Linked DNA regions of Homo sapiens: region 1 is linked to region 2. Evidence: read pairs that join two places in POLR2A ChIA-PET (ENCODE). Cell type or tissue: Panc1. All regions are shown on one strand. Links, peaks and the distances in the headings refer to the core of each region. The heading gives the core; the rest is flanking DNA.

Region 1 (10,480 bases), core at 1,877-4,376, 84 kb after region 2:
GTTGTGGTGAGCCAAGATCATGACACTGCACCCCAGCGTGGGCAACAAGAGTGAAACTTCGTCTCCAAAAAAAAAAAAAAATTGTGAAGCTTAAAGTCATGAATATGTGTAGAGTTTAGAACAATGCCTGACACAGAGAAAGAGGTAAATAAGCATTTGTCGTTGTTTTCATTACTATCTGCAGTCTAGAATGTGAGTAGGATTTGGACTGGCCAAAGGGCATGGAAGGGAGGAAAGATGTTTAAGACGGAGGCAACAGCATATGTGAAGATAGTGGGGTGTCCACACCCTGGGACAATCCTTCCGGGAAAGCTTTCCTGGCTCCAGCTGGCTGCATGTCCCCACCCTGGCTCCACCCGCCTCCAATACTCCCAGCATGTAAGACGTGCTAAATGCAGGACCTGTCCTGCCTCTCTGAATCTTTTCCGCAACTCGCCTCTTACTTCCATTTTACAGGTGAGAAAACAGAGGCACAGAGACGTTAGGTCACTTGCAGAAAGTCACACTGCAAGCCACTGGGGCTGTCAGGAGCCAGAGGAGAGGGTCTGACTACTAGGTCCACGCTTTTTTTTTTTTTTGAGACGGAGTCTCCGTTGCCCAGGCTGGAGTGCAGTGACGCAACCTCCACCTCCCAGATTCAAGCGATTCTCCTGCCTCACGAGTAGCTGGGACTACAGGCATGCATCACCACACCTAGCTAATTTTTTGTATTTTTAATAGTGACGGGGTTTCGCCATGTTGGCCAGGCTGGTCTCCTATTCCTGACCTCTCAGGTGATCTGCCTGCCTCTGCTTCCCAAAGTGCTGGGATTACAGGCATGAGCAACCGCGCCTGGTCTGAGCCCACACTTTTAATGCTCCTCCCACCCCCTGGCCACCCAGAGGCCATAGAATCTCTTGGCCCAACTGTAAGCCCTCTGGTCCTCCTGAAATCACTCACACCATTTGGCCAATCTCATTTCATCTTGATTTCACCCAGCCATTTCCCAAGGACCTATGATGGGCCACGGCCACAAAACTGCATCATTATGTTTTGAAATCTTCCAACAGATCAGAAAGGGGAAGTCACTTGTCCAAGGTCACACAGTTTGTCTTGTCAGTCCCGAGAATCTGCAGTCTAAACCACCAGGCTCGGGAGGAGGAGGGAGGGGGTGACCAGAGGTGGCTTCTCTGAGGATGTGGCATTGAGCTGAGACCTGAAGGAAGTGAGGAAAAAGTCAGGTGAATACCTGGGGGGAAAGCATTCTAAGCAGCCAAGCCACTAGTGCAAAGGCCCCAGGGCAGGACCACACCTGGAAAGCTGGAGTAACAGCTGCGGCTGAAGCAGAGTGAGGGAGGGGATGGGGCAGGTCCGGCAGGGCCTTGTGGCCTGCAGGGAGGATTTGGGCTTTGACCCCAAGGTAGGTGGGAGCCATGGAGGGCTGTAGGCAGAGGAGGGACGGGACCTGACTTACTTGCTCTCAGGTGTCCTCTCGTGGGTACTGTGGAGAGGACAGACTGGGTGATAAGGGTAGGAGCCAGGGGACCAGGACAGAGGGAATTGAACTTATCCAGGAGGGTGATGCTGGAGCTGAACTAAGGTGGAGACAGATGAGGGGTGAAAGAAAACGTTAGCTGTTCACAGTAATACCGGCCAATATTCTTTTTTTTATTCCATTTTTTTTTTTTTTGAGACAAAGTCTCACTCTGTCGCCCAGGCTGGAGTGCAGTGGCGCGATCTCGGCTCACTGCAAGCTCCACCTCCTGGGTTCACGCCATTCTCCTGCCTCAGCCTCCCGAGTAGCTGAGACTACAGGCACCCACCACCACATCCAGCTAATTTTTTCTATTTTTAGTAGAGACGGGGTTTCACCGTGTTAGCCGGGATAGTCTTGATCTCCTGACCTCGCTATCCGCCCGCCTCGGCCTCCCAAAGTGCTGGGTTTACAAGCGTGAGCCACCACGCCTGGCCAATATTCTTCTTTTTTTTTTTTTTTTTTTTTGAGACGGAGTCTTGCTGTCGCCCAGGCTGGAGTGCAGTGGCACGATCTCGGCTCACTGCAGGCTCAGCCTCCCGAGTAGCTGGGACTACAGGCGCCCGCCACCTCGCCCGGCTAATTTTTTGTATTTTCAGTAGAGACAGGGTTTCACTGTGTTAGCCAGGATGGTCTCGATCTCCTAACCTCGCAATCTGCCCGCCTCGGCCTCCCTAAGTGCTGGATTACAGGCATGAGCCACTGCGCCTGGCCAATATTCTAATACTGATTCTTTTCCTCCGGGAGCTTGCATTCCACAGTGAGCTTGCAGACAATAAACATGATTAACAAGAAAACACAGGCCAAGCATGGTGGCTCACGCCTGTAATCCCAGCACTTTAGGAGGCCATGGCAGGTGGATTGCTCCAGCTCAGGAGTTCAAGAACAGCCTGGGCAACATGTCGAAACCCCACCTCTACAAAAAAAAGATACAAAAATTAGCCAGATCTGGTAGCATAAGCCTGTAGTCCCAGCTACTCAAAAGGCTGGGGCAGGAGGATCACTTGAACCTGGGAAGTCAAGGCTGCAGTGAGCCATGATTGCACCTCTGTACTCCAGCCTGGGCAACATACCAAGACCCTGCCTGAAAATGATATTATTATTAATAATGATGTTAAATATTAATCTTTTTATTGTTATTATTTATTTGTTTTAGAGACAGGGTCTTGCTCTGTCTCCCAGGCTGCAATGGTGTGATCATAGCTCACTGCAGCCTCCAACTCCTGGGCTCAAGCAATCTCCCACCTGAGCCCCCCTAGTAACTGGTACTACAGGTGTGCCACCACCATGACTGGCTAATTTATATATATATATATATATATATATATATATATATATATATTTTTTTTTTTTTTTTTTTTTTTTTTTTTTTGTAGAGACATGGCCTCACTAGGTTGCCCAGGCTAGTCTTGAACTGCTGGGCTCAAGCAATCCTCCCACCTCTGCCTCCCAAAGTGTTAGGATTACAGGCATGAGCCACTGTGCCCAGTCTTGGTTTTTTTTTAGGCAGGGGGCGGGGGAGTGTTTTGTGTGTATGTGTGTTTTTGAGATGGAGTCTCACTCCGTCACCCAGGCTGGAATGCAGTGGCTCAATCTTGGCTACCTGCAGCCTCCTCCTCCCAGGTTCAAGCAATTCTCTTGCCTCAGCCTCCCGAGTAGCCAGGGACTACGATCGCTCACCAGCACACCTGGCTATAATTGTTATTATTTATTATTATTATTATTATTATTATTTTGAGACGGAGTCTCGCTCTGTTGCCCAGGCTGCAGTGCAGTGGCACAATGTCGGCTCACTGCAAGTTCCGCCTCCTGGGTTCACGCCATTCTCCTGCCTCAGCCTCCCGAGTAGCTAGGACTACAGGCGCCCGCCACCACTCCCGGCTAATTTTTTTTGTAATTTTAGTAGAGACGGGGTTTCACCGTGTTAGCCAGGATGGTCTCGATCTCCTGACCTCGTGATCCGCCCACCTCGGCCTCCCAAAGTGCTGGGATTACAGGTGTGAGCCACCGCACCCGGCTATTTGTTATTATTTTTGATAGTTACTAGTATTCAACTACTAGAGGCCCTCCAGGTGGTGGAGAGACAGAGTCAAGGGTTGGGGCTCCCCATAACTGCATGTGTGTCCCCTCCCCTTCCCTCTCTAGGCCAATCCGGAGCCGGCAACAACTGGGCAAAGGGGCACTACACGGAGGGCGCAGAGCTGGTGGACGCTGTCCTGGACGTAGTCCGGAAGGAGGCCGAGAGCTGCGACTGCCTTCAGGGCTTCCAGCTGACCCACTCGCTGGGGGGTGGCACGGGGTCCGGAATGGGCACGCTGCTCATCAGTAAGATCCGCGAGGAGTTCCCAGACCGCATCATGAACACCTTCAGCGTGGTGCCCTCGCCCAAAGTGTCAGACACGGTGGTGGAGCCCTACAACGCCACGCTGTCTGTGCACCAGCTGGTGGAGAATACGGATGAGACCTACTGCATCGACAACGAGGCACTCTACGACATCTGTTTCCGCACCCTCAAGCTGACCACCCCCACCTACGGGGACCTCAACCACCTGGTGTCGGCCACCATGAGCGGGGTCACCACCTGCCTGCGCTTCCCGGGCCAGCTGAACGCCGACCTGCGCAAGCTGGCCGTCAACATGGTTCCCTTTCCTCGCCTGCACTTCTTCATGCCCGGCTTCGCACCCCTGACCAGCCGGGGCAGCCAGCAGTACCGGGCCCTGACGGTGCCCGAGCTCACCCAGCAGATGTTCGATGCCAAGAACATGATGGCGGCGTGCGACCCGCGCCACGGCCGCTACCTGACCGTGGCCGCCGTGTTCCGGGGCCGCATGTCCATGAAGGAGGTGGACGAGCAGATGCTGAGCGTGCAGAGCAAGAACAGCAGCTACTTCGTGGAGTGGATCCCCAACAACGTGAAGACGGCCGTGTGCGACATCCCGCCCCGCGGCCTGAAGATGGCCGCGACCTTCATCGGCAACAGCACGGCCATCCAGGAGCTGTTCAAGCGCATCTCCGAGCAGTTCACGGCCATGTTCCGGCGCAAGGCCTTCTTGCACTGGTACACGGGCGAGGGCATGGACGAGATGGAGTTCACCGAGGCCGAGAGCAACATGAATGACCTGGTATCTGAGTACCAGCAGTACCAGGACGCCACGGCCGAGGAGGGCGAGTTCGAGGAGGAGGCGGAGGAGGAGGTGGCCTAGGCTGCTCCCATCGCTTCCCACCTGTCCCCTCGAGGCTTCTGACCTTTGATCCGCTAGGCCCCCCATCTCTGAACCCTAGAGCCCCGCTTTCCCTCCAAGGCTGACTCCCCGCTGACCCTAACAATACCTTTGGAGCTCGCTTTACCTCTGGCTACTTCATCTCCGACCCTGGCTCCCCTTTGAGCCCTAATTTATCTTTAACCCCCTTGAGCTCTTCCAACCTTGACATTCCCAGGAGGAGCCCCGCTTCACCCCTTCTGACTCTGGAAACCGCACCTTTAACTTTGCAGACCTTCCTTCACCCCTGACTTCTGCTTCACCTTTGACCTCTGCCCCCCATGAATCCCATTTTACCTCTAGACCTATAAGTTCTGGTTTATGTTTGACCCCTCCCTCTGAGCTGCACTTCACCGCTGACCTTGCCTCACCTTTAACCCCCCACCTGAGCCCCAGCTCCTACCTCTGACCCCAACTTCTCTTTGATCTCTGAATCCCCTCTGACTCCAACTTCTCTTTCACCCTCTATGAGTCCCATTTTACTTCTACACCTGCAAGTCCTGGTTTATATTGGACCCCTCCCTCCGAGCTGCAGTTCACCTTTGACCTTGCCTCACCTTTCACCCCCCACCCCCCACAGCGTCAGCTCCTACCTCTGACCCCAGCTTCTCTCTGATTCCCACAGGCCCCATGCATCCTCCCTGCCTCACTCCCCTCAGCCCCTGCCGACCTTAGCTTATCTGGGAGAGAAACAAGGCCTGGTGCCTGTGAGGAAGAGAGGTCACCCCTACCCTCCCTCCCCGCTTCCCTGCCTCACCCTCAATAAATAAATTAATTGTTGTCATGGATGTTTCTGCCGAATCCCTCTTTCCTCTCTTACAGCAAGTGCGGGCTTTTCTCTACAGGATGGAGGAGGGTACCGATGACATCTCATCTCTGGATGGGGGGCGTGCTGGGGAGGGATCAGACGGGCCAGGCTAGGCCACCCACTAACCCTGAGGTTTTGACTAAGCCATTTGCCTTCTCTCAGCCTCGGTCTTCCCACCTGTAAAATGGGATCGTATGTTTTCCCCCAGGATCCCCCCACAACTGTTATAGGAATGGGGTCCCAATCCAGACCCCAAGAGAGGGTTCTTGGATCTCAAGAAAGAATTCAGGGCAAGTCCATAAAGTAAAAGCACGTTTATTAAGAAAGTAAAGGGGTAGGGCACGGTGGCTCACACCTGTAATCCCAACATTGGGAGGCTGAGGCAGGTGGATCACCTGAGGCCAGGAGAGACCAGCCTGGTCAACATGGCGAAATCCCATCTCTACTAAAAATAAAAAAATTCGCAGGGCGTGGTGGTGGGCGCCTGTAGTCCCAGGTACTCCGGAGGCTGAGGCAGGAGAATCGCTTGAACCTGGGAGGCAGAGGTTGCAGTGAGCCAAGATAACGCCACTGCACACCAGCCTGGCAACAGAGTGACACTCCGTCTCAAAAAATAATAATAATTAAATAAATAAATAAAGGAGCCAGGTGCAGTGGCTCATGCCTGTAATCCCAACACTTTGGGAGTCTGAGGTGGGTGGATCACCTGAGGCCAGGAGAGACCAGCCTGACCAACATGGTGAAACCCCAACTCTACTAAAAATGCAAAAATTACCTGGGCGTGGTGGCAGGCGCCTATAGTTCCGGCTACTTGGGAGGCTGAGGCAGGAGAATCACTTGAACCTGGGAGGCAGAGGTTGCAGTCAGCTGAGATGGCGCCACTGCACTCCAGCCTGGGTGACAGAGCGAGACTCCGTATCAAAAAAAAAAAAAAAAAAAAAAAAAACAAAGAATGGCTACTCCACAGATGAGAGCCACTGGTTGCCCATTTTTATGGTTTTTTCTTGATGATATGCTAGACAAGGGGTGGATTATTCATGCCTCCCCTTTTTAGAACATGTAGGGTGACTTCCTGACATTGCCGTGGCATCTGTAAACTGTCATGGCGCTGGTGGGAGTGTAGCAGTGAGGACAACCAGAGGTCACTCATCATCATCTTGGTTTTGGTGGGTTTTGACCAGCTTCCTTACTGCAACCTGTTTTTTGTTTGTTTGTTTGTTTGTTTTGTTTTGTTTTGCTTTGTTGTTGTTGTCGTTTTTGAGACAGAGTCTCACTCTGTCGCCCAGGCTGGAGTGCAGTGGCATGATCTCGGCTCACTGCAGGCTCCACCTCCCGGGTTCACGCCATTCTCCTGCCTCAGCCTCCCGAGTAGCTAAGACTACAGGCGCCCACCACCACATCCAGCTAATTTTTTCTATTTTTAGTAGAGACGGGGTTTCACCGTGTTAGCCAGGATAGTCTTGATCTCCTGACCTCGCGATCCACCCGCCTCGGCCTCCCAAAGTGCCGGGATTATAGGCATGAGCCACCGCACCCGGCCTACTGCAACCTATTTTATCAGCAAGGTCTTTATGACCTGTATCTTATGCCGATCTCATCCTGTGAGTTAGAATGCCTTAACCATCTGGGAATGCAGCCCAGTAGGTCTCAGGTCTCAGCCTCATTTTACCCAGCTCCTATTCAAGATGGAGTTGTTCTGGTTCACACGTCTCTGACACACCCACCTCAGAATTGTTCGTGAGGATCTGAGGAGATCTCAGGAGCACAGAGTGGGTGCTTGGTGGCAGAGGTACTGCTGTTCTCTGTGCAGCACCTTGCAAATATGGAAGGCAGGAAGGGGAATCTCTAGGGAAGGGTGCCAGGAAGATGGCAGCCTGAGCTGGCACCCAAGTGGCAATCTTGCCAGAGTAACAACACAGCTCACCCACATGAAACTTTTCTGTGTGCATGACTCATGCCTCATTTCATGCAAGCCTCACACCAACCCTGGAAGGCCTAAGCTTCTATCCCCTTCCAAGCCAAGGTTTAGAGAGAGAAGAGCATTATCAGTTAGCTTTTGCTGTGTAACAATCCCCCAAAACTTAGTGGCTTAAGACAAAAACAGGTATTTATTTTGCTCCCAAATCTGTAATCTGAGCAAGGATTGGCGAGGCAGTTCATTTAGGCTCCCTATGACATCAGCCAGAGCATCTTAGCCAGAGGTAGAGGGATCTACTTCCAAGGTGGCTCACAACAGACTGGCCAGGTGGTGCCAATTATCAGCTGGGGGCTCAGCAGGAGTAAGGAGAACAAAGACCTTAGTGTCTCTCCATAGTCCCCTTGGGCTTCCTCACAACATGGCTGCCAGGTTCCCCCAGAGCAAACACCCCAAGAGAGCAGGACAGAAGTAAATGCAAAAAAAAACGGATTGCATTTTTATGACCTAACTTCAGAAGTCATACAGTGTCACTTATTCAGGACTCACCAACAAGGCAGTCACTAAGCCTTGTTCAGATTCAAGGGGATGAAGTACAGACTCCAGCTCTTTTCTTTTTGAGACAGGATCTCACTCTGTCACCCAGGGTAGAGTGCAGTGGTGTGATCATGGTTCATTGAAACCTCAAACTCCTGGGCTCAAGCAATCCTCCCACCTCAGCCTCCAGAGTCACTAGGACTACAGGCACATGCCACCACAGCTGGTTAATTTTTTTGTATTGTTAGTAGACATTAGAGATAGGGTCTCACTTTGTCACCCAGGCTAGTCTCCTGCCTCAGCCTCCCAAAGTGCTGGGATTACAGGCATGAGCCACCACACTTGGTCCATCCTCCAGCTCTTTTATTTTGTTTTGTTTTGTTTTGTTAGAGTTTCACCCTTGTCGCCCAGGCTGGAGTACAATGGCATGATCTTGGTTCACTGCAATCTCCGCCTCCTGGGCTCAAGCAATTATCTTGCCTCAGCCTCCTGAGTAGCTGGGATTACAGGCACCCACCACCACACCCAGCTAATTTTTGTATTTTTAGTAGAGATGGGGTTTCACCATGTTGACCAGGCTGGTCTCAAACTCCTGGCCTCAGGTGATCCACCCGCCTTGGCCTCCCAAAATGCTGGGATTACAGGCATGTTCCACCATGCCCAACCCACACTCCAGCTCTTGATGGTAGAGTGGCAAGATTCTAGAAGAGCACGTAGGGTGAGTAATAGAGCCATGGCCATCTTTAGAAATTACAAATTTTTGGCCAGGTGCGGTGGCTCACTCCTGTAATCCCAAAATTTTGGGAGGCCAAGGCGGGCAGATTACTTGAGTCCAGGAGTTTGAATCCAGCTTGGGCAACATGGCAAAACCCTGTCTCTACAAAAAATACATAATAATAATAATAATAATAATAACTCGCTGTGGTGGTGCACAACTGTAACCCCAGCTACTCAGCAGGCCAAGGAGGTCAAGGCTGCAGTGAGCTGAGCTGTAATTGCACCACTGCACGACAGCCTGAGTGACAGAGTGAGACACTGTGGGAGAAAAGAAAGGGAAGGGAACGGAAGGGGAGGGGAGGGGAAGTAAGGGGAGGGGAGGGGAATGTACTGGGCACGGTGGCTCACACCTGTAATCCCAGCACTTTGAGAGGCTGAGGCGGGTGGATCACGAGGTCAGGAGTTCAATACCAGCCTGGCCAACATGGTGAAACCCCGTCTCTACTAAAGGCACAAAAAATTAGCTGGGTATGGTGGCACGCAACTGTAATCCCAGCTACTCAGGAGGCTGAGGCAGGAGAATCACTTGAACCTGGGAGGCAGAGGTTGAAGTGAGCTGAGATCGTGCCATTGCACTTCAGCCTGGGCAACAGAGTGAGACTCTGTCTCAAAAAAAAGAAGGAAAGAAAGAAAAGAAAGAGAGAGAGAAAAGAAAGGAGGGAAGGAAAGAAGGAAGGAAGGAAGAAAAGAAGAAGGCAAGAAGACAGGAAGACAGGAAGGAGGGAAGTAAGGAAGGGAGGGAGGGAGAGAAGAGGGAGGAAGGAAGGAAAGAAGGAAGGAAGGAAAAAATGAAGGAATAAATTACAATTTGCCACACAAAGTCACTTGCCCATGGTCACATGGCTACTAAACAGTGAGCTGGAATTCAAACCCTGCTAGTTGAACCCTAGAATCCTGACACAGGCAGCCAGAGTTCCGTGTGGGGACCATTCTAGGTATATTAAGCAGACAGGAACTTAATACAAGAATCGATGGTGCTTGCAAAATCACTGGAAGACGCTGAGAGAGTGGGCTGTGTAGGCTTCTCAAATTTTACCGTGCAAAAGAATCAGCAGAACAACTTGCTAACGCACAGTTTCTTCAGTCTCACCCCCTCACAGTTGCAGATTCAGTAAGTAGGTCCGGGGTGGGGCTCAAGACTCTGCATTTTTAACAAGTTCTCAGGAGATGCTAAAGATGTGTGAATAAGACCACAGATTGAGCAGCCCCGGAATAGGTAGGACCCTCGTGACACCACAGAGCTGGGTCACCAAGGAGCAGCTCCTTTGTATAGGGAGAAAGGTGGAGAACAAAGAGGCAGTTACCAGAACTATGACCTGGAAATGGGTCCAACAAAGAACACGAATTCATGAAAATAAAATGTATAGCTCCACAACCCTGCTTCTCAGCAAGATATACACACAAGCCCACACTGCCTCACTTCCACTTTCTAAATCTCTCATGAGCATTTCTCATTGGTAGAACCAATTCTGCATCCAGAAACGGAGCAGCAAAGGCATCTGGGAAATGTAGGGGTTGGAGGGGTTTTTTGCAGCGTCTGCATTAGGAAGACGAGCCAGGGGCAAGGGTAGGTGAGAGGGGGACACGCGGAGAGCCAAGCAGTAACGTCCACCACTCTATGCTAGACACCAGGCACCCAGGCTGGAGCCTCAGTCTTCTTGCTACGTCCC
Region 2 (8,493 bases), core at 1,017-3,516:
AATCTAGCCCTGCAGCCCCTCTCCAACCTTACCTGGACTCAGAACCATGCATCTGGAAAAGCCACAGACACTCGACGCCAGCCTGTGAAAGCAGCCGGGAGGGAGGCTGTATCCTGCAAAGCCACAGGGAAGGGGCTGCCCAAGACCATGGGAACCCACCACTTACATCAGCGTGACCTGGATGTGAGACACAGAGTCAAAGGAGATTATCTGGCAGCTTTAAGATTGGACTGCCTGACTATTCACAATAGCAAAGACTTGGAACCAACCCAAATGTCCATCAATGATAGACTGGATTAAGAAAATGTGGCACATATACACCATGGAATACTATGCAGCCATAAAAACGGATGAGTTCATGTCCTTCATAGGGACATGGATGAAGCTGGAAACCATCATTCTGAGCAAACTATTGCAAGGACAGAAAACCAAACACCGCATGTTCTCACTCATAGGTGGAAATTGAACAATGAGAATACTTGGACACAGGGAGGAGAACATCACACACCGGGGCCTGTCGTGGAGTGTGGAGTCGGGGGAGGGGGGGAGGGATAGCATTAGGAGAAATACCTAATGTAAATGACAAATTAATGGGTGCAGTAAACCAACACGGCACATATATACATATGTAACAAATCTGCACGTTGTGCACATGTACCCTAGAACTTAAAGTATAATTAAAAAAAAAAAAAAAAAAAGATTTGACTGCCTGGCCAGGCACAGTGGCTCATGCCTATAATCCTAACACTTTGGGAGGCCGAGGCGAGCAGATTGCCTGAGCTGAAGAGTTCGAGACCAGCCTGGGCAATATGGTGAAACCCCGTTTCTACTAAAATACAAAAAAAAAAAAATTAGCCAGGCGTGGCAGCGTGCGCCTGTAGTCCCCGCGACTTGGAGGCTGATGCAGGAGAATCGCTTTAACCCGGGAGGCAGAGGTTGCAGTGAGCCGAGATCGAGCCACTGTACTCCAGACTGGGTGACAGAGCGACACTCTGTCTCAAAAAAAAAAAAAAGATTTAACTGCCCCACTGGATTTTGGAATTGCAGGGGACCTTCAGCCCCTTCGTTTGTCCAGTTTCTCCCATTTGGAATGGGTATATCCAACGCCTGTACCCCATTGTATATAGGAAGTAACTAACTTGCTTTTGATTTTACAGGCTCACAGAAGGGACGTGCCTTGTCTCAGATGAGATTTTGGACTGTGGACTTTTGAGTTAATGCTGAAATGAGTTAAGACTTTGGGGGATAGTTAGGAAGGCATGACTAGTTTGAGGACATTATACTCAATGAAATAAGCCAGTCAAAAAGGAAAAATATGTATTGTATAAACTAACTTACATTAATCTACCACATAGGATTAAAACTGTTCACAGGAATATAAAATAGAATTTTTTAGATATACAGTCTTTGAGGGTTTCCTTGTGTTTCTACCAGTCCAGAACTTTTCTTCAGGTGCTTAACCGTCATTTGAATCAGTTCTATTTTCTTTTTTCTTTGTTTGTTTTGATTTTTTGTTTCTTTGTTTGTTTTTTGAGATGGAGTTTCGCTCTTGTCACCCAGGCTGGAATGCAGTGGCACGGTCTCAGCTCACTGCAACCTCCACCTCCCGAGTTCAAGTGATTCTCCTGCCTCAGCCTCTCGAGTAGCTGGGATTACAGGCATCCACCACCACGCCTGCCTGTAATCCCACCTACTCGGGAGGCTGAGGCAGGAGAATCGCTTGAACCTGGGAGGCAGAGGTTGCAGTGAGCCAAGATCGTGCCACTGCACTCCAGCTTGGGCAACAGAGTGAGACTCCATTTCCAAAAAAAAAAAAAAGAGAGAAAGAAAAAGAAATTCAATGTCCATTAACAGGAAGGCTGAGGCAGGAGGCTAGAATCCAGGAGTCTGCAGTGAGCTATGTTCATGTGGCACTCCACCTAGGGTGACAAAGGAATATAAAGAAAAAAAAGAAAGAAAGAGACAAAGAGAGAGAGAGAAGGAGGGAAGGAGGGAAGAAGGAAGGAAGGATTATTTGATGTTACATGATTTTCACCTCAATTTTTGAAAAAAGAGTGTATACACAGGGTTTTATAGAAAAGAAAATACAAGGCCAGGCGCAGTGGCTCACACCTGTAATCCCAGCACTTTGGGAGGCCAAAGCAGGTGAATCAGCTGAGGTCAGGAGTTTGAGACCAGCCTGGCCAACGTGGTGAAGCCCCATGTCTATAAAAATAGAAAAAAATTAGCCAGGCGTGGTGGTGGGCACCTGTGGTCCCAGCTGCTCAGGAGTCTGAGGCAGGAGAATTGCTTGAACCTGGGAGGCAGAGGTTGCAGTGACCCAAGATCATCACACCACTGCACTCCAGCCTAGGCAACAAAGCGAGACTCCATCTCCAAAAAAAAAAAAAAGAGAGAGAGAGAGAAAAGAAAGAAAAAAGAAAATTCAAAGTCCGTTAACAGTTAATCACCATCTTGTCCACCTCCTCAAAAGGAAATTCAATGTCCATTAACAGGACCACGAGCGGTGACTCATGCTTGTTCCCAGCACTTTGGGAGGCCAAGACGGGTGATTCACCTGTCCCAGCTGAGAGAGGGGAAGGATCACCCGCCTCGGCTTGGTCAGAAGGGTAATAAGGGCAAGACCAGCCTGGCTTATATGGCAAAACCCTATCTCTACTAAAATACAAAAAAAAAAAAAATAGCCAGGCATGATGGCAGGCGCCTGTAGTCCCTGCTACCTGGGAGGCTGAGGCAGGAGAATCGCTTGAACCCAGGAAGCAGAGGTCGCAGTGAGCCAAGATCACAACAAGTCTGGCTATTTTTTTTTTTTTTTTTTTTTTTGTATTTTTAGTAAAGACTGGGTTTCACCATGTTGGCCAGGCTGGTCTTGAACTCCTGACCTCAGGTGACCCACCCACCTTGGCCTCCCAAAGAGCTAGGATTACAGGCATGAGCTGCTGTGCCCAGCCTCATCTTTTGAAATTTAGCATTAAACTCGGACATCCAGATTAACAGGATAGAGACCAGAGATGTCCACTGTCATAAATTTAGCCTGCACAAAGGAGGAACTGGTGTTTTGATGAATCTACGTAATTCACCAATTAACCGACCACACTTTGTGTGTGGTCTTTTTTAAGGGTGATGGTAAATGCTTCATGAGTCTGTTGTGCTGAGATAGGAAAACTGTATCTCTTTAAAATTCTCATAATACTGATTTAAATATCATGCTGGTGTGTGTATGTACAATGCACATGCAAATTTCCAGCAAACCTTACCAGCCCTAAGACCCAAGTGAGGCTATTTGAACGCAGAGCCCACATTTTCCAATTTGGGGTAAACCCACTCCTTAATAGCTCGCAAGCCTCCAGAGAGCCCACATATTTGTGCCCCAATATCTGCTCATTTCCTCCTACCCCTATTCCCTGGTAACCACAGTTCTACTCTCTGTCTAAGAGTTTGGCTTTGTTTTTTTTTTTAAAGATTCCCCATATTGACAGAACAGGAGTATCACCATCTTGGACAAGTGCTGCCATTTTAAGTTTCATCTTGATCAGAGCTGGGCGGGGTGGCTCACACCTATAATCCCAGCACTTTGGGAGGCCAAGGTGGGCGGATCATGAGGTCAGGAGATTGAGACCAGCCTGGCTAACATGGTGAAACCCCGTCTCTACTAAAAATACAAAAAAATTAGCCAGGCGTGGTGGCGGGTGCCTGTAGTCCCAGCTACTCAGGAGGCTGAGGCAGGAGAATGGCATGAACCCGGGAGGCAGAGGTTGCAGTGAGCTGAGATCACACCACTGCATCCAGCCTGGGCAACAAAGAGAGAGTCCATCCCAAAAAAAAAAAAAAAAAAAAGTTTCATCTTGATCAAAAAACTGCCTAAATCCAAATGGCATCAGCCTAATGGCTAAGGTCACTATGACCATAAACCACAAATAACATCCTCAACCACAGACATTCCAGCCCCAAGATAACCTCCTTTCTGGCTGGGAAGATGTCAGCCCCAAGATAACCTCCCCTGTGACCAGAGACATTCCAACCCCCCGCCATAAACCTCTCCTCCACACAGAAACATTCCAAGCTTGTGATAAGCCCCCTCACCCTAAAACCAATATATACTTTTAATCTGTAAGAGAGAGCACTCTTGACCAAAATTGGCCAGAAGCCCCTCTCAGGTTTATTCTCCAAAATAAACCCGTCTTTGACTGTTGAGCCCCTTTTCGTGTTTCTTTTCTCTTTCTTTAACTCTTACACGTATAAGTAAGATCACGCAGTATTTGCCTTTCTGTGTCTGGCTTATTTCACTTAGCCTAATGTCCTCCAGGTTCATCCATATTGTCCCAAATGTCAGGATTTTCTTCTCTTGTAAGATGAAATAGTATTCCAATGTGTCTGTAGACCATACTTTCTTTATCTATTCTTTCATTAATGGACACTTATGTTGTTTTCATGTCTTGGCTATTATAAATAATTCTGCAATGGCACTATTCACAATAGCAAAGACTTGGAACCAACCCAAATGCCCATCAGTGACAGACTGGACAAAGAAAATGTGGCACATATACACCATGGAATACTATGCAGCCATAAAAGAGAATGAGTTCATGTCCTTTGTAGGGACATGGATGAAGCTGGAAGCCAAGCCATCATTCTCAGCAAACTAACACAGGAACAGAAAACCAAACACCGCGTGTTCTCACTCATAAGTGGGGGTTGAACAATGAGAATACATGGACACAGGGAAAGGAACATCACACACCGGGGCCTGTCAGGGGTTGGGGGGCAAGGGGAGGGAGAGCATTAGGACAAATACCTAATGCATGTGGGGCTTAAAACCTAGATGATGGGTTGATAGGTGCAGCAAACCACCATGGCACATGTATACTTATGGAACAAGTCTGCACATTCTACACATGTATCCCAGAACTTAAAGTAAAATTTAAAAAAAAATAGTAATGCTGCAATGTTCATGCAGATATTACTATGTTCTGACTTCTCAACGTCAGAAGTGCAGCCTTTGAGGAACTGAAACCTGTGTAGCTGAAAGCTATTAAAGAGCAGATTCTCCTGCTCCAAATACTGCATTCTGGAAGAGGGAAGTAAGCTCTTCCAGTCTTAGTGAAACTGTTCTCTGACGTCTTTCTCATATATACCCTGGTTTCCCCATGGGGGCCATGCAAGACCCAGGGCATTCTGGAAGAGGGTGCTGGGGTCTTCTGGTCTTAGTGAAGCTGTTCTCTGGTGTCTGTCTTATATACCCTGGTTCTCTGATGGGACCACACAAGACCCAGAGAAGGCAAACACTTCCACTGGCAGACCTGTGGCAGATTCTTCTCTCCTCCAGCCCCAAGATGATATTGTATTTGCAAGATTGTTTCCTCCCTGAGAATTGGCTTAACACTTTGCCGTTATTCAAATAGGCTGAGACGGGGTGTGTCTCATCCGCTCAGGGGGCAAGCCCAGACAAGCCCAGACAAGACCAAGCTTTCTTTACATTCAGAGACTATCTGGACTCTCAGATGCATATGCAACTCAAAAACCACCTACCACCAGTACCCATAAACACACACACACACACATACACTGAGCACAGCCTCCTCAAGTGCACACACCCAGCCTTTATCTTTGTGTGCACACTTTTGTGCATGCTTAGTCTTTTATGTGCACCGACCATTACTCTGTCAAATAAAAAACAAATCTGAATTTAGCAAGGGAAGACTTTATTCAAAAAGACTATTGCAAGGAGGGTAGAATAGGACTATCCTGTCACACACACCCATGTGAAGAGAGTCCACCAACAGGCTTTGTGTGAGCAACGAGGCTGCTTATTTCCCTTGGGTGCAAGTGGACTGAGTCCAAAAAGAGTGTCAGCAAAGGGAGATGGGGTGGGGCAGTTTTATAGGATTTGGGTAGGTAGTGGAAAATTACAGTTAAAGGTGGTTATCTCTTGGGGGCAGGGGCGGGGTCACAAGGTGCGGTGGGGAGATCATGAGACTCATTGTCCAGGAGAAGGAATGTCACAAGGTTGATTGATTGATTAGTTGGGGTGGGGCAGGAACAAATCACAATAGTGAAATGTCCTCTTTTGTGGTTCTTGAGTTGCTCCAGGCCATCTGAATGTATACGTGCAGGTCACAGGGGTTATGATGGCTTAGCTTCAGCTCAGAGGCCTGACATTACTGTCTTCTTATATTAATAGGAAAAACAAAACAAAATAGTGGTGAAGTGTTGGGGTGGCAAAAAGTTTTTGGGGGGGTGGTATGGAGAGATAATGGGCAATGTTTCTCAGGGCTGCTTCGAGTGGGATTAGGGGTGGCGTGGGAACCTAGAGTGGGAGAGATTAAACTGAAGAAAGATTTTGGGGTAAGGGATGATATTGTGGGGTTGTTGGAAGGAGCATTTGTCATATAGAATGATTGCTGATGGCCTGGGTGTGGTTTTGTAGGAATTGAGAAACTAAACGGAAGATACAAGGTCTGAATAAGGGAAGGAGAAAAACAGGTATTTAAGGACTAAGGGAGGACCCAGGATATCCAACTAGAGAGTGCCCAAAGTGGTTCAGCATAATTATTTGCTTGACTGGCGAGTTTCTGGGCTCTGTCCTTGAGTGTTTTTATGTTGTCATATACCAGGCCAGATAGATTTAGGTAAAAACAACAGTCTTCATTTAAAAATATGCAGAGTCTTCCTTTTTCAGCAGTGAGCAAGTTCAGGCCTATTCCTGTCTTCTTATATTAATAGTAAGAAAAACAAAACAGCAGTGAAATGTTGGTGTCATGAGGGGAACAGGAAGCTGTTCGGTCCCATATGCAAATTGATTTTTGGGAGTAAGGAAAACTAGTGTACATGTGCCTGTCCAATTAACAGCTAAACACATGTAGGTGGAGAAGCCACGAAGGAAAAAGAGACCTTGTGTAAGGCAAAACTGGAAATGTAAAGTGAAAAGATGAGAGGATGTACTAAAAGAGGTATCTTCATATGGCTAGGAATCTGGAGTAGGCAAGAGAAGATTAGCAGCCCGGTGAATTTCCTGTCTAGCCTGCTGGAGGACTGGAAGATAGCCGCCTAGAGGGCTGGTGTCTAGGATGAGGTTGGGGCCCAGCAAGAAAGTGCGTCCATATAAAAGTTCAAATGGACTGTACCCTGTGGCCTCTCGAGGACAGGCCCTAATTCTGAGGAGGGCAAGTGGTAGAAGTACTTAAGTTGGAGGCTGAGCTTGGTGAGGTGTGTTTTTAAAAGACCATTCGTCTGTTCTACCTTTCCTGAAGATTGAGGACGGTAAGGGGTATGAAGTTTCCACTGAATACCAAGAGCCTGAGAAACTGCTTGGGTGATTTGACTAATAAAGGCGGGACCATTGTCAGATTGAATAGAAGCAGGGAGGCCAAATCGGGGAATTATATCTGTTAGAAGGGAAGAGATGATGGCAGTACCCTTTTCGGAGCTAGTGGGAAAAGCCTCAACTCATCCGGTGAAGGTATCGACCCAAACCAGGAGATATTTAAATTTACGGACATGGGGCATATGAGAAAAGTCAATTTGCCAATCTTGTGTCGGAGTAAATCCACGAGCCTGATGCATAGGAAAAGGAGGAGGCCTGAGAAAGCCTTGGGGGCTGGTGGCATGGCAGACAGAGCATTGAGAGGTGATGGTCTTAAGGATGGATTTCCACAGAGGGAAGGAGATGAGGGGCTGTAGGAGGCGAGCCAGAGACTTGTATCCCACATGGAGGTGGTCATGAAGGAAAGAAAGAATGAACTGAGCTTGTGAGGCAGGAAGAATGAATTTTCCATGATTTAAGAACCACTTGCCCTGAGTTGGAAAAGACTGGTAGAGCAGGTTTCCAGAAGAAGAGTAGGTGGGAGTGATAGAGGAGAAAGAAAAATACTGGCCCTCTGGAGCGGGGGCTGGAATATTGGCAGATGTGGAGGCATTGGCTATTTCTTTTGCTGTCCTGTCGACATAGGCATTTCCTTTTGCAATAAGATCAGTAGGTTTCTGGTGTCCTTTACAATGAATGACTCCAGCCATGGCCGGCGGGAGAGCAGCCTTAAGGAGGGCCTTTATTAGGGAGGCATTGATCATGGAAGAGCCTTGTGTGGTAAAGAAGCCTCTTTCAGCCCAGAGGGCAGCATGGTTATGGAGGATGTGGAAAGCATATTGGAGTCCGTGTAAATGTTAATGTGCATTCTGTTAGCAAGAGAGAGCGCACGAGTTAAAGCAATTAGTTTGGCTTGTTGGGAAGTGGTGGAGGGAGGAAGTGCAGCAGCTTCGATAATAAAGATGTGGGACACGACATCATATCCAGCTTTAGCTGGTGAAAATTGATTGGGTTTAGAAGCACTGCCATCGATAAACCAAGCGTGGCCTGGGTTTGGAACTGGAAGAATAGAAATCTGAGGAAAGCGGGAAGATGCTATGTGTGTTAGGGAAACAGTCATGTGGTTCAGGACTTGTGTAAACGAACCCAGGTTTGGCTGCTCATCATTTGAAAGCCAGACTCAAGAGACA

Evidence for each region. ChIA-PET counts read pairs that join two places held together with the same protein. Peaks named below come from ENCODE experiments on the same cell type or tissue, not always from the same donor. Only the 100,000 strongest peaks of a DNase experiment are listed, where the experiment ranks them.
Region 1: POLR2A ChIA-PET joins it to region 2 with 6 read pairs; 3 of 35 experiments call an interaction of 5 or more read pairs at or near these places.

What each region holds. Positions count from the first base shown.
Region 1 is chr19:6,489,400-6,499,879 of GRCh38, reverse strand. TUBB4A (tubulin beta 4A class IVa) reads left to right here. Exons shown (of 4, transcript NM_006087.4): 4 at 3,659-5,561. The coding sequence ends at 4,716. Among named protein-coding and RNA genes, the nearest start is that of TUBB4A, 7.7 kb to the left of the region's middle. RefSeq lists an enhancer at 9,928-10,197. In Panc1, for the core only: no CTCF peak of the experiment used is centred there; no DNase peak of the experiment used is centred there.
Region 2 is chr19:6,574,554-6,583,046 of GRCh38, reverse strand. It overlaps a transcript of CD70 not described here. Among named protein-coding and RNA genes, the nearest start is that of CD70, 12 kb to the left of the region's middle. RefSeq lists enhancers at 3,158-3,217, 3,179-3,861, 5,111-5,610, 5,231-5,915. In Panc1, for the core only: no CTCF peak of the experiment used is centred there; a DNase peak (open chromatin) is centred at 2,516.